Regions from separate parts of the Homo sapiens genome. Here regions 2 and 3 are each linked to region 1. A link is a contact called in ENCODE Hi-C or POLR2A ChIA-PET data. All regions are on one chromosome and are shown on one strand. Each heading gives the region's core, a stretch centred on a gene start or an enhancer-like site at or near the end of the contact. The rest is flanking DNA. Distances are from core to core; before and after follow the strand shown.

Evidence for each region. Hi-C counts contacts between places; a loop is a spot of excess contacts on that map. ChIA-PET counts read pairs that join two places held with the same protein, here RNA polymerase II (POLR2A). Pooled maps may share reads with other maps.
Region 2: a pooled map shows a loop between it and region 1 (2.0-fold over the local background). The contact joins two enhancer-like sites. A Hi-C loop is called at or near these places in 3 of 168 maps with a recorded cell type or tissue (CD4-positive, alpha-beta memory T cell, PC-9 and heart left ventricle) and 8 of 50 pooled maps. POLR2A ChIA-PET finds 5 or more read pairs at or near these places in 3 of 52 experiments (AG04450, HEK293T and PC-9).
Region 3: a loop to region 1 is called in a map of gastrocnemius medialis, with 2.9 times the contacts of the local background. The contact joins two enhancer-like sites. A Hi-C loop is called at or near these places in 1 of 168 maps with a recorded cell type or tissue (gastrocnemius medialis) and 3 of 50 pooled maps. POLR2A ChIA-PET finds 5 or more read pairs at or near these places in 3 of 52 experiments (BJ, HepG2 and PC-9).

Annotation. Positions count from the first base shown.
Region 1 is chr3:188,265,349-188,268,138 of GRCh38, forward strand. The region is part of intron 2 of LPP (LIM domain containing preferred translocation partner in lipoma); the gene reads left to right. Among named protein-coding and RNA genes, the nearest start is that of FLJ42393, 88 kb to the left of the region's middle. Within about 2 kb of position 1,408, at least 21 of the 41 ENCODE cell types and tissues checked have a DNase peak (open chromatin) inside an H3K27ac peak, as active enhancers do; they include gastrocnemius medialis, where a contact is called at or near this core.
Region 2 is chr3:187,985,284-187,988,073 of GRCh38, forward strand. No RefSeq gene overlaps it. Among named protein-coding and RNA genes, the nearest start is that of LINC01991, 10 kb to the left of the region's middle. RefSeq lists an enhancer at 1,258-1,552. Within about 2 kb of position 1,353, at least 4 of the 41 ENCODE cell types and tissues checked have a DNase peak (open chromatin) inside an H3K27ac peak, as active enhancers do.
Region 3 is chr3:188,005,456-188,008,245 of GRCh38, forward strand. The region is part of intron 2 of LOC107986166 (a long non-coding RNA gene); the gene reads right to left. Among named protein-coding and RNA genes, the nearest start is that of LINC01991, 30 kb to the left of the region's middle. Within about 2 kb of position 1,421, at least 13 of the 41 ENCODE cell types and tissues checked have a DNase peak (open chromatin) inside an H3K27ac peak, as active enhancers do; they include gastrocnemius medialis, where a contact is called at or near this core.

The DNA.
Region 1 (2,790 bases), core at 158-2,657:
TGAAAGAGGACCCCTGTCTGCGAAGAAAGAGCTCATGTTTGTGTGTGTGCTCATGCTTTGGGTGCTACAAGGAGACTGGTGTCTGGGGAAGGGAGGAAGGGTGATGGTTACAGGTATAGGTAAATAAGTTTTCCAACAGTTAACAATACTTGGAGACAAGCTACAGAGTGATCAATGCTAGAGTTAGGAACGCTGTGAGAAGGCAAGGTGTTCTGTTTGTGCCATTGGGGAGGGCTTTGCTGTGGGGATTGGGGGAAGGATATTGTTTTAGGCTTTGCTAGATGGCTAGGACTTTAACAAATAAGAAAGAAAGAGCTGAGTCTTTAAGACAGAGGGAATAGCAGAGACATGAAAATATCTAGAGAGATTGGGAGTGGGAGGCTGAGTCTGGAGGTGAGATATCTGTATCCAATCAGAGAAGTTTCCTATGCCTTCCTGTAATGTTGGAGGCTTCTTTTTTTTTTGGTAATCAGTAAGGAGCTGTCATGGGCTTTGTAAAAGGGCTGTGATAGGATTACTCTGGTGTGTGTGTGTGTGTGTGTGTGTGTGTGTGTGTATGTGTTTTGCTTTTACTTTATACATTTCAGAGTCTTTTTAGGAACTCTTAGGCAACCTTAACTCTGGGGAGTGTGCATTGCCTGTCTTTATATGTCTTTACTTCTCTGTTGCTGCCTGGTTCTGCTCCTTCTCATGCTTCTGTAACAAAGTGCGGCAATGCAGGCTTCTAGAAGGTGATGTGAGATCTCTGAGCAGACCATGTGTGTGTTCTTCCCATCCTTTTTTCCCCTCCCTTTCTCTTCCTCCTCCTCTTTCTATATCACCACCCTCACCAGCAGCAGCAGCAGCACTCCCCTCCCTAAAATAAATAAACCAGTCACTCCAAAGGTTCCAAGCACATTAGTCACATATCCCAGAAGTTTAATACAGAATTATTTTGACAGCGAGAACAAGAAGTGTTTTCTAGTTGAACGCACAGAACTTGCTTATTCCAACTGGGCTTTCTGCCGCACAGACAGATGATACGTTTTTTAGATGGATTGGCCGCACAGCGCAGGAGACTGTCGCTTCCCTTGGATACACAGCAAACTGCTCACTACCAAAAGTGGCTGGGGAGAAGATGTGAAAGGAGAGAGAGAGAGCGCGAGAGAGACAGAAGAGAAGAGGAGAGGGGAGGGGAGGGGAGGAGAGGAGAGACGGGGAAGACAGAGAGAGAGAGAGAGAGAGAAAGGAAATCAAGTTCTTATTATGTACATAACTTTCTCATTAATGGCTTCCATAAGTCACTGAGAGATTTCTTTGTGTTTATTTATTTATTTGGCTGCTTTGGAGCCATGAGTCCTTTTTTAAACCCGGGTTTATGTCTGTTCTAAAAAATGAGGACAGATCGAGTTATTGCCATGCGGGTGGCTCTCCAAGCATTCCAGTTGCATAGCTCTTCCAGAAATATTTCTTGACGCACTTATTTAGCACTTTCTATTGCCGTTACTGAGCAGATTACAGAATCCTCCCGGCCCTTTCACCAAACCCGTCTAGAGCTGGTATGGATCTACTTGTGCCTATCTGGCAGATAGAAAGATAGAGGAATGGGAAGGTGAAGTCCATTGTTACTCATGAAGGATTTTGACCAGTAACCTCAGAAGAGTCAGAAGAAGAGAAAAAGCATGTGCTCTCCTCTTTCCTGCTTTGCTTTTCTGCTTCCAAGTCCCTCCTCCAAGCAGGAAGATCTTTCCTGAGCAGCAGCGTACCTGGGTGTGAGAACCCAGAGGGAGTGTGGTGGAGAGACGTGAAGGGGTCAGTTCCTGGAACATTCTGTTCCCTCTAGCTCCCATGATCATTGACTTCTTGCCTCTCAAGTCCTTCTAGGGATCTCCAGGCTTTTGAGAGGCTCAGCTGACCTCGCTCACTGCTGTGCATGCTCTCTGGAGCTTTCTTGTCCTCTTTTGGTTGTTTCTTACTAGCCCCTCATTCCCAGGACTTTTTCTGAGGAATCTCTGTTAGTTCAGGTAATAACTGGCTGTGAAACCTACAATAGTAAGTTCTTTGGATGTCGGTGTTTTCAGATGTTTCTTCTTCATGGAAACTCTTTATAAATCCCTCACAAAATGGGATGTCAAATCTCAATATGTAAAATAATCAAAGTGCAGTTAAATGGTGGTGCTGTTGTTAAAAGGTGGAAGATCTCATAGGCTTCTAGCCAGGGCCGAGTTATCTCCCCAGAAGAGCTCTGTGCCTCTGTGGACCCACTTAGTAAGCCATTGTACTGGAGTTGCTTTAAGGCTCCCTACAGCCCTGATGACCTGTGCTCAGCATTCTTTCAGCTTTCTGCCTCTTTGTATATCTTTCAAGCTTGAGAAAGATCCTCTATAGATCAGGAAGATGTGTCCAGTAAGAGATTTGACCTTTGCTGGTTTCTTGACATGGGCTTTGATGAAACCCTTTTAGCATGCTCACTTTAGATGATTCTTCTCAAGGGGGATGTCAGCCCCAGGACCCCCCAGACCTCCATCCCTAAACCCGGGCTTGCGTGTCTGGCAACCCAGGGCCAGCACTTCGTTCTTACACTCAGCTGAGTGGTAGTCCTGCCACCATTGCTGTGGCTCTGGGACTATAGCCTCTGCCTTAGGAACACTTATGAGAGGAATCGATGGAATTCCAACTATTTTTAAGGATTTTTTTTTTTTTTTTTTTTTTTGCTGAGTTTGCATTGCAAAAGGAAGGTAGAGCACGGGCCATCTCTCCCTCCTCCACTTATATTTATTCTGCACCTACCTGCACGTGACACTCTGCTAT
Region 2 (2,790 bases), core at 103-2,602, 280 kb before region 1:
GCCGTCTGATGAGTCTTTGACCACCTTGATGTTGGGGACTATCCATATATATATATATATATATATATTTTTTTTTTTTTTTTTTTTTGAGACAGTTTTACTTTTGTTGTTCAGGCCAGAGTACAATGGTGTGATCTTGGCTCACCATAACCTCCGCCTCCCGGGTTCAAGCGATTCTCCTGCCTCAGCCTCCTGAGTTGCTGGGATTACAGGCATGCACCACCACACCTGGCTAATTTTTTTTTTTTGTATTTTTAGTAGAGGCAGGATTTCTTCATGTTGGTCAGGCTGGTCTCAAACTCCCAACCTCAGGTGATCCACCTGCCTCGGCCTGCCAAAGTGCTGAAATTACAGGTGTGAGCCATTGCACCTGGCCCTATTCGTACTTTTTAGCCTCCACTGTACCTCAACACTTTGCCCAGCACCTAGTGTAGAGGAAACATGCAATGAAGAGCTGATGGGTCAACAGAAGAATGAGCAACTATTCAAGACTTCAGGAATTCCTCTCTTGTGAGTGGGGCTTTCAAAGCTTCTTTCAACTGCTCAACAACTACCCATCATCTGCCAGCCACTCCCACTCTCTATTTATACCTGATGTTTCTTGTACTTCCCTTCAGTGTGCTTGTAGTTTCTACAGCGCTGGTTTTCCTGTCCCAGATTCTTTGTCTATCAAAACACTCACTCTTCAATGTCAGTCTAAAAGTAGCTCTGCAATGTCTTCCTTGAATTCTTCATAGACTATTAAATATCCTTTCCTCTGTTTTCCCACAGCATCCTGTGCTCAGTGCTATTGTGTGCCAGGGCTGAGATCCTGGGTTATTTATCTCCATATCCCCCAAGAGGGCTCTGCCTGTAGGTAGTACTCAAATAATATTGAGTGAATAAATCTAAGGATCAAAGGTTTCCATCATGAGATGCTGAGCTCCTTGACAGCAGGAACCCTCTATTAACCCCTCTGGCACAGTGTGTTGCACATAGTAGGTACTAAACTGTGAGTTGAATCAAATGCCATCCTTTCCCAGAGATGATGTAAAGAGGCAAAGTAATATATTGGAAATAGTGTAAACTTTGAAATCCTTCAGGTCTGTGTGGCCTTGGGAAAATGACTGAACCTCACTGAGCCTCATGTTCCCCATCTGAGGATAACACCACTGCCTAAGACAATTGTGACAAGACATAAATGTTGATGAGTCTGGCATTGGCGTGGCACACAGGAGGTACCCAGGCTACATCAGCTCCTTTTCTCTCTTCTTTCCTGAAGTCACAGAGATTGTCCAGCAGATGGGAATGTCCATGCCCAGTGGCTCATGCTCAAACCCTTTCACCCTGACACAGTGCGGGGAGACAGGAATAGGCTCGAAGGATGACTCAGCTCCAGTGACTAAAGCAAGGAGGTGGTGGTGGTAGGAACGGGGTAGGGGCTAAAAAGGAAGTGAGTTAACACTATATCTGATGAAGGATGACTCCAAAATAAAAAGGGGTTGGCCCTAGCTGGTTCCTGGCTCTGAAACGGTGCAAGTGAACAGGGGCCTGAGTGCTTCTCCATGACTCCCTCCACCTCATCTCGTGGGGAACTCCCTGCCTACCCAGGGATGTCTTCCAGAACAAATGCTGAGCATTCTCTCTCCTCTGGAGGCTTTCAGACCAGGCACTAGAGCACACTTGAATGCCACTTTTGATGGAGTGTTTTTTTAAGAAGTATCCCGTATGACTGAGATCAGCGTGCATGGATTCTAATCCTGACAGCCACCTGGGCCTCTCTCCTCGACTCCAGACAATCTTTTCCACCCACACCACCACTTTGAAATCCCCAAATATTGCACATGCAGCAAGGTTAGACCAGTCTTCCTGCCTGCAGGGTCACCCCAGTCCATTTTCTAGACTGTGCACAGAATGATATGTTCAAAACTAATTTATAATTCTGCTATCCCTCTGCTTAACATCCTTCAAGGTTTTCCCAGTTTCTACGGAACAGTCTAGACTCCTTCATCTGGTGTATAAAGCCTTTCATGATCCAGCACCTCCTCATCTTCTGGCTTTGCTTGCTGACCCCACCCCATAAACTCATACATACAGAGACACACCCTACATTTCAGCCAGCTTTCAAGAGTCCTTTTATCAGATCTCACACTTCCCACCCCTGGGTCTCTGAACATGCCACTCCTTCTCACAGCGACACACTTCTCCACCTTGGGCAAGACTGCATATCTTTCCAGATTGGGTTCAAATGCTGTCTCTGCTGTGTGGGCCTCTCAGATGTCCACTTGGCTCACCGATTGGCATTGTGACTTGTTTATGCATGCTTCTCTCCACTAGACTGACAGATCCTTGAAGGCAGGTCCTTCCACAGAATACCTACTCAACAAATGTTTGTGGAATACATGAAATATCAAAAACAGGCACAAAGTAATAAATCAAGCAATTTTTTCTCTGGTCTCCAGTGTTTTCATCTATAAAATATGTATCTGATCTAGGTGCCTTAAAACCTAGCAGCCTCAGATTTTATACTGTATCATTCTTCAAATACACATGTCACACTCCTGGCCCTCTAAGTAGTAGGAGATATTGCTGGGTTATTTTTTCCCAAGGAGAGAGTGGAACTCTGGATCCACTGACACTGCAGAAAGGCTGATCTCAGAAGCTCAGGTTGACATCACAAAACTACTGAAAGCCAGTGCACTACATAAGGACCCAAAAAAACCCAGGACTCTGGCCATATCACCAGCACAGTCATGGGTATCATTCACCCATATGGGTGATCATTTGCAGGCATTCGTATGAGCATTGTCA
Region 3 (2,790 bases), core at 171-2,670, 260 kb before region 1:
CACTTTTATGAAGAAAAGTCACACACATTTTCTATCCACCACCCTGTCCCACTGGCAACAGCTTTGGTGCTTGCCTGATGACCGGATCTGTGTTCCCATGGCTACAGAGTAAAGTCAGGGCACCTCAGGCTGGACATCCAAATGACCCCTTGCCGTACTTCTAAGATCCAGGTTTGAGATAGGTCTGGATCAAGATGAAAAATTGCCATTATCCCAGGACTGGCTTTTTATGTCTTGCTTTATCTTGCCATACTTTTTATGTCTTTTTCCCAAGTCATCAAATGTACAAGTGCTTCAAGCCACAGAACTTCAGACTCCCTTAATTTATATTCTTACCTTTCCAGTAAGAATTAACTCTGAGTATTTAGGTTCTTCAGATACAAAATGCCTACTCTCTACTCCATGTAGTAAGAAAACAAAATTTATTTTTGAATATTTACCAGTTTAAACTTCTCACTAACTCATACTGGCCATTATAATTGTATAGGATTTTTCTCCACAGAAGTCAGGAATCTCCTTCAGCATGTTGATGTCAGATGATAGAATGGAGAGGACCAGTGGACTACTCAGTGCCAAGCTTAAGAGGTCATCTCATTAATCAATTGAATGGAAGTTTAATTTATTCATTCAACACACACTTACTAATAACTTGAGCCCCTGTAGTACTTGAGATCTGCTAACATATACATGTTATAAGTATGTTATCCATGCTTTCTAATTAGATTGTGAGGCCCTTCAAAAGAATCTGATCTCAATTTGCCACCACCTGTCTTATAACATCGGGCAACTCACTTCACTTCTCTGGGCCTCAGTTTCCTTATTGTGGGGGGTGGCTAAAAGGAGCGCCCTAAATCCACAGAGTCACCTTCTTCCCACTCAATTCAGCAATTATGGGTTATGCACAGAACATGAGAGCTGCTGAGGAAGCTCAAAGAAGGAAAGAACAAGTGCTGTTCAAGAAGAATCAGAATTGTTGAAGCTGGGCGAGGGTACATGGAAGTTCATCAGATAATTCTGTCTATTTATGTGTATATTTGAAAATCCCCTACAAAAAAAAAAAGCAAGAAAGGAAGAAAGGAAAAAATACAAGGAAATCTAGCAGGCTTCACATAGCGAGAAGCAATTTAGCAGAGTTGAAGCATGGGTAGGATTTCAATGAGCCGACACTTGGTCAGGGGCCATTCCAGGCAGGGAACACCATGAGCCAGGGCATAGAGACTGGAAAATACAAGGTGTTCACAAAGAACTGGGAGTAGCCATGTATGACAGCAGCATGGGGAGCCAGAGGGAGCAGCTGGAGATGGGCTGGAAAGGTATCGTGAGATCAGAGCTGAAGAGCCTCCAGAGGCCCTAGAGGAGTCTCAGCTTAGTTCAGTTCACCAGGGAAAGTGACCTCATTGGTCGCGCTTGAGTTGGCCTTACTGCTTCACAGCCCGCCTGGGTGCAGGCCCAGAAGCAGGGCCATGTGGCAGAAACTGGCAGAGGAGGATGCTGGCAGCACCACCGGGCTTGTTTCTCCACCAGGAAACAAGGTTTCCTATAACTCAGACCCATGAATCAGCATTTCCTCTGTCAATAATACGCAGCCAGAAATGCAACAGCACAGAGCTCGGGGAATGGAAGAAAGGAAGGAATATTCCATGACATCGCCAGGCTCTGCTGCTCTGCTCTCCTTTCCCCTCAAGAAGCACTGCTGATAAGCTCCCGAATGACACTCAGGTTTCATAGGATAAGTTTCTCAGAGAACCGCACGGTACCTCATGACAATTAAGTCCCACAGAGTAGTCGGCGCTCTTGTCATACTGTGTGTCGCTATCACCACGAGGATAAGTAAGAGCACTTTCTGAATTCCTTCATTACATGATAACTAACCATTAATACCACCGTTCTATCATGGCAGAGATTTGAGGATACGTGTGATTTACCTTTGCATTTTTACACTTCCACATTCAATATGTTATTTGATTCTCATGATAATCCCGTGAGGTACACAGAGAGTATCATACTCATTTCACAAGTGTAGATACCGAGGCAGGGAAATTAAATGCTTCTTCCCTGTTGAATCTGTTTTGAAGATTCCGGAACTGACCCCAACTCTTTAAATTTCAGTCCAGTATTCTTTTCAAAGTCATATACTTTTAAGAAATGTTTAAATATTACTATTAAATATATTTAATAATATTACATTAATTGACAGAATATTTAATATACTTAATTTACACTATTAGAGATGTATCGTATGTAAACTATATCTTGTCTAGCACCAGTAAGAATTTTATCCATTCCCTTATTCCATTCATTTATTTATCAGGTATTTCCCGACTGCTTACTATACGCCAGGGTCTGTTATAGACACATTTGGTAGTGAACAAAACAGACAAAAAGCCCCGCCCCTGTAGCGGTCACACTCTAATTGAAGAACTCAGACAATGAGTAAGATAAAAGAGTAAAATTCAGAGTATGTCAGAGAGTTACACGTGCTTTGGAGAATAAAGCAGACCAAGAAGAGGGTAAGGAGCGTTGAAGGGGTGATGCAATTTCACATAGGATGCTCAGGGACTACCTCACTGAAAACATGACATTTAAGGCAAGACCTGGAACGGGAACTAGCCAGCCATGTGGCAATTTGCAGGGTGGTGCGTGGGGCAGGCAGTCAGCAAATGAAACAGCAAATGCAAGGCCCTGAGGTGGTTCCTCCTAGCATGTCCAAGGAACAGTAAGCAGTCAAGTGTGGCTGGACTGGAGGGAGAGACAGGGAGAGGCTAAAGATGCAGGGAGTGGAGACTGGGG